2 separate regions of the Homo sapiens genome follow, and region 2 is linked to region 1. The links are chromatin loops, found by intact Hi-C in ENCODE. Cell type or tissue: heart right ventricle. All regions are shown on one strand. Links, peaks and the distances in the headings refer to the core of each region. The heading gives the core; the rest is flanking DNA.

What was found. Hi-C counts contacts between places; a loop is a spot of excess contacts. Peaks named below come from ENCODE experiments on the same cell type or tissue, not always from the same donor. Only the 100,000 strongest peaks of a DNase experiment are listed, where the experiment ranks them.
Region 2: it touches region 1 in a loop (5-fold over the local background); 3 of 110 quality-filtered maps call a loop at or near these places.

Annotation. Positions count from the first base shown.
Region 1 is chr1:170,413,583-170,416,503 of GRCh38, forward strand. No RefSeq gene overlaps it. Among named protein-coding and RNA genes, the nearest start is that of GORAB, 120 kb to the right of the region's middle. In heart right ventricle, for the core only: no CTCF peak of the experiment used is centred there; no DNase peak of the experiment used is centred there; H3K27ac peaks cover 2,500 bases.
Region 2 is chr1:170,353,701-170,356,621 of GRCh38, forward strand. No RefSeq gene overlaps it. Among named protein-coding and RNA genes, the nearest start is that of LINC01142, 71 kb to the left of the region's middle. In heart right ventricle, for the core only: no CTCF peak of the experiment used is centred there; no DNase peak of the experiment used is centred there; H3K27ac peaks cover 1,872 bases.

The DNA.
Region 1 (2,921 bases), core at 331-2,830:
ATTTAATGAATAAGCCAGGAGACATGAATAAACATGTTCATAACAGCAATTTCTGTAAAAACAAATAACTGAGAATACCCAAATATCTATCAGTCAAAAGTAGAAAGTATGAATAAGTTGTGAAATAGTCATATAATGGAATTCCTTACTGCAATGAAAACTAATTAAGTAACATGTATTGATAAGCAATAATTTAACAAAATAGTAAGCAGGAAAAGCAAGTCACAAAAAGCTATATATATATATATATGGTGCCATGTTTTTAAACCTCAACAAAAGCAAAACTAAACATCTCTTAGGGGCATATGCATAAATAGTAAAATTATAAAGAAAAGCAATGGAATAATAAATATTTGGAAGGGAGGCAGGTGCAATCAGGAGGAGCCTATAATGGCTTCAACAACATCAACAGTATTCTATTTCTTAAACTTGATGGTGTACACACAAGTGTTTGTATTATCATTTGTTAAAACTACACACATGCATATATGCAAGAGTTACAGGGATGAAGTTGATTGATGTATTATTTTGTGTGTATTTATTTCAAACGTAATAAATATAGAAAGTAAGAGAGAAGATAAAAGTGTCAAGAATTTAGGATGTATTAATAGAAAGAAGATGTTAAGCTCAGGAGAACTTAGCAGGGCACTTTGCACCAGGACCTGGATAGACAAAAACATGCCAATCAATGACTAAGGGCAGTAAAGAGGTGACAATGAGCATCAAGGTTATTTAGTCCTCTCGGAGAGCAATTTTGAACTGAAGCCAAAAAGGTGTTGAGTAAGGAGCTAAGACAGAAGTATCTAAAGAGAGGCTGAATTTGGCCGGGTGCAGTGGCTCACTCACGCCTGTAATCCCAGCACTTTGGGAGGCCAAGGTGGGCAGATCACAAGGTCAGGAGTTTGAGACCAGCCTGGCCAACATGGTGAAACCCCATCTCTAATAAAAATAAAAATTAAAAAATTAGCTGGGCATAGTGGTGTGCGCTTGTAATCCTAGCTACTCAGGAGGCTGAGGCAGGAGAATCGCTTGAACCCGGGAGGCGGAAGTTGCAGTGAGCCGAGATTGTGCCACTGCACTCCAGCGTGGGCGACAGAGCGAGACTCCATCTCAAAAAAAAAAAAAAAGAGGCTGAACTTAAACTGGAGGTATGGTGAATGGGCAAGAATGACAGTGAGGGTGAAATAAACAAAGTCTTAATTTCAAGAGAAATTGGCATCATCAACAGGAATTTGGGAATTCGGGAACTCTTTCCTGTGGGAAAGCTGCATCAGAACACTGTTGCCTTTTAAGAATCCACTACAAACATTTCTATTCATAAGGGATCAAATTTTATGTTTATGTGGACCTGGAGTGTATAAAACACATTCTCAAGATGGTCTTTTATAGAAATGAAGTAAATAGACTAAATAGTGATATGTGAGTTTTCTCCTCCAGAAGTAGTAAAATAATCTTTCTATAAGGTTTTAGAGGACAGCACAAAAACACTTATTAGACGACCAAAGAGGGAAAATGAGTAAATCACAATCAGAATACTTTCATTCAATGTTTATTTTCAGACAACTATGTGAGTGAGTTTGAAGCTTGGCCCAGATGCTGAATAGACTCATGACCTTGGCAAAGTCACAGCATTTCTCTGTGCTCCAATTTTCTCAACTGCAAAATACAGAGTTAGGCCTTTGCTTTCTTCAGTATTTTCTAGTTCTAACACTTCACAATGCTAAGATTCATAAATTTAATAATTCAATTCCAATTGTGGTTTCCCTATTCATACAGAGAAGCTAAAAGAGAAAGATGCCCAAAAAAACTTTTACTTCCCCAAATTTCCCGTCTTTCAGTTTGGCTTAAAGAGACCTCCTCTCTATAGAAGAAGCATGTGCTGGCAGCCCAAAGGGCGATCATCTGCTAGCCTTTAAGTCCTGTCCACCTCTACAACATCACTGGAAACTGGGTACTTTATTCCTAAAAAACATTTTTGGGACTGGTGCACTGCTGGCTCAGCCTACAGCAACTCTCCATCTAGAAAGTGCCCTTCCAAGTTAGCAATAGAGGGCTCTTTGGTTTCAGTAAAGAATGCTTGAAGCTGAGGGTGAGAGTAACATATTTTTTTTTCTCTTTTACCACATGAATTTTTGTTTTTATGGCCTTCAGAAATGAAGCAATTTTTAACTTAAAAGCAAATATTTTTACTGCTCTTAAAATGCTAGCATTTGAAAACCAATATATACTTGCTGGCAAATAACATGGGAAATAGACATGCAGAGCCTTAATAATGATTGAATACATAAAGTATTTTTCTTTTGTTTTTATGTGACAGCTGGATGAGTTTCAACTTCCTGCTCACAGCACAGGCTCTGAGCTTCTAAATCTGGGGGTTTTCCTTTTCCTATCCCCCGCCCCTCCCCATCTCCCCATCCCCTTCTTGCCTCCTCCTTCCTTTTTGGGAAAACACAAATGTTTTTGATTACATAATAGCTGCAAACTTTATATCTCCCACTTCAGTTGTTACACATCATAAACAGGGGAGTGAACTTCAGACTCCATTAAGACAAAGGTTGGTCTGGATTGTTGGGAGGCCTTTTATGTTGGTATGGTGCGGGGAAAACGTTTCTTTAGAAAAAGGAAATATAATAGGCCTGGCTAGAGACTGCACTGACTACTAACCACTAACCACTCAGCCTAGAGAATGACAAAAACCTCAATTATGGTCAAGGCAAAAGTGAAGCCCGGAGTTCAGAACCAATACAGCTCCTGCAGGATTCACTTAACCTAATGGGAACTTAATATGTGGGAACCAATAAACATCAAAATGTTAAGCAAGGATAGAAAGAACCTGCATAAAAACACTGAGCATTGTGCACACCATATTGATTCGAATTCTCTCTTCTTTAATCTGGAATTTTCTTTTACATTTTCATTTA
Region 2 (2,921 bases), core at 268-2,767, 60 kb before region 1:
CAAAAAATATATTTTAATTAAAATCAGAAGCCCAAGGATCTAGGGGTTAAATTGACCCTCAGGAAATTTCTGGAAACTTACAGGGCCAAGGTGAACTCATAGATCCCAGTTTAAGACAGTTTAGTTAAGGACCATCAAGTATTATTATTATGTGTGAAAAATTTTTATACATCTTGTCTTTCGATTTCTAAGGCACACAGTATAGATGTCAATTATAGGTAAAGCATATTTGCATTTCCTAAACCCTTGTTTCCTTCTCATTACAAACTATGTGTTTATGCCAGGTTGTTAGTGCCATACAGAATGCTTAGACTTTGACATTCCATACTTTAAAGTGTGAGCTATTGTATATTTCCCTAATATTTATATCTTACTGTTTTTTTTGAAACACAAATTCTCTGCCTTGATGCTTCATTTCTTCACTAGCACCTCCACACCCTTATCCTGAATCCAAGAACCACATCAGTTCAGGTCTTAATGACCGCAGTACCTACTATACATAAGTCTTTTCTCTAAAAATAACAAATCATCCAGAACTGATAGCTGCTCATGGAAAGTCCATTACTTTGTTACTTCTGGCAGGCGCATGTATTTTTCTTTGGCTGGCTAGCCTAGTGGTGTTTCCAGCAGCTCGGATAACTGGCAACCCTGCATAATTCCTTCTGTTAGGCCTGTCAAAGTCTTGTCTGACACAGGTAAACTGGACATGACTATACAAATCCAGAAGGGCATACAGTGCCACTCTGAACTGTCACACCCTGCCAGATAGTCTCCCTAGTGTATCAGTGACTGGTTAGAGCGTTCTGGGCCCAGCATAGTTCTTCTCCATGAGATAAGATTTCTGCAAGCAGGACTTTGCCCTCAAGGTTTACGTTTTATTTAAAACTTAAGGCTCCAAAAGCTTTGGGTCAAATTCCATTGCCATTTATTTTCCCTTGCCATTTCGGATTGGACTGTCCCCCAGGGTCCCTTTCTTGAGCCTTGGACCTATCACTCCCCAGTCGTGTTTCTGACCTTTTCACTCTTCAGCCCTAAGTGCGTTATTTTGATCCACATGCTGGCTTTCCCTTCCAGGGCAATTTTGAATAAACTTGTAAATAGAGATCCAAGTAACTTTTTCACTTTCATTTCATGGTATTAGTCACTTCTATAGTTCCAGAATCCCCTCCTTACCCTTGCATTGGACTGCCCTCAGAGGAGAAGTCACTGGCTTTCCCACATTCTTCTGAAGTTGATTGACCAAGCATGGGAAATCCAGAAATTTGCGCCATGAAATATTCCTACAGTTATGTGTTGTGTTCTCTCTAGTTTCTATCATGCTAAATGGCCCTTTAATACATCTTTGTTTTCTCCTAGACAAAAACTCTCTTAAAGAAGTAGTGCCTATAATTTTTACTCAGTACTGTGCTTCATGCATACAATAGACTCAACAAGTTATTTATTAAATTGAATTTAAAAATCAGCATCATAAACTCATTAGCTCTAATTTGAGTTTTTAACATAACCTGGTTCATTGATGGCTTTCTCTTTAAAGTTTCTATTTTAGAGAATTTGTATTTTTTCAAGCCTGAAAGCTTTAAAAATAGGAGGCTGAAGAATTCTATTGTTAGCCAAAGTGATTGCTGTGTTTTAATTTCAAGGTAAAAATGTACATTGCTTCATCTGTAGCCTGAGTGTAGATTTTATGTTTGGCTCTTTCAGATAAATTTACCTTATAAAAGGTCACCTAAGATAGCAGAGAAAAGCTGCCATTCATCCTTACTAAAAATAAAACTCTAGGCTTAATGGAGCACAAGATGTCTCCCTTGCATGAAATGTAATGTAGCTAGGATAGAATTCTCTGTTGGGTTTTTCTCAGAAAATGACCTATTTTCCTTCTCTTTCTCTGAAGCATTGGGTATCTGCCAATTCATTCAGATTCTGCAGGCATCTGGTAAAGCTCTGACTTGATTGCCTTGGTCAGATTGGATAGAAGCAGACCCAGGTGTTGCTCTTCTAGGCATGGTTTCCATACTACCTTGAAGTTGATCTACTCTGTAAGTTCAATCACCTTGAAAATTACCCTCTAGTTTTCCATCAATCACATTGCCTCAGTTAGTCAGTTTTTTAGCTACTTGGATTTTGCGTGAAATATTTATTAAATTAAATTACACCAATGGACTCTGAGATTCACAAATATGTTGTAGATACACTTATAGTTACTCATCTGACCGAATTTTTTCCTGAGGAAAAAAAAAATAGTCAAAGGACTACCTTCTATGAGTGGTCTTCTAGACTGCAAAAATCCAGATCTTGTCAGGATTCCATAATTTAATTAACAGAGTTCTGACTGACTTTGATTTGGGGTGAAGAGCCTTAAAGAGTAGTATTAGTCCTTGGTTGCCAAAATGTCAAGTGTAACTTCAGCATCTTTTTATTGTTAAGACTAAGCATAAACAGAGGTATTTTTGGAGTTAATCACATTTCAAACCATGTAGAGTTTTCAAGTCTGTGTTTGTATATACCATGGCAATACTTTGAAGGAATTCTTGACCATACCAATTATTATTGAAAGTTTCTACATGGGTAAGTGGACTGCCTCAGGTAGACCAAAGATTTATTTGAACCATTTTGTTTATTCACAAGAGAAAGGTTTCAAGTTTTCATATGTTTTATCTGTGAACAACTTTCAAATGTGTAAAATGGCCTGTGAACATGTCCAAAGTAACACCCTTCGACTCAAAAACTCCCAAAAATGTGAGAATTCACTGATGGTAACAAAGCCCAATAAGGAGTTTTAAAGTAAGCAAAGGGGCATAAAATTATGAAATCTTACCAATAGCTTACAAGCAGAAGTGTGGTTACCTAAATACCATCCATTTACACACACTCCTCATAGAAATTCCTGCAGGCTCTTGAAAAGGAAAAGAACAACTTTCATG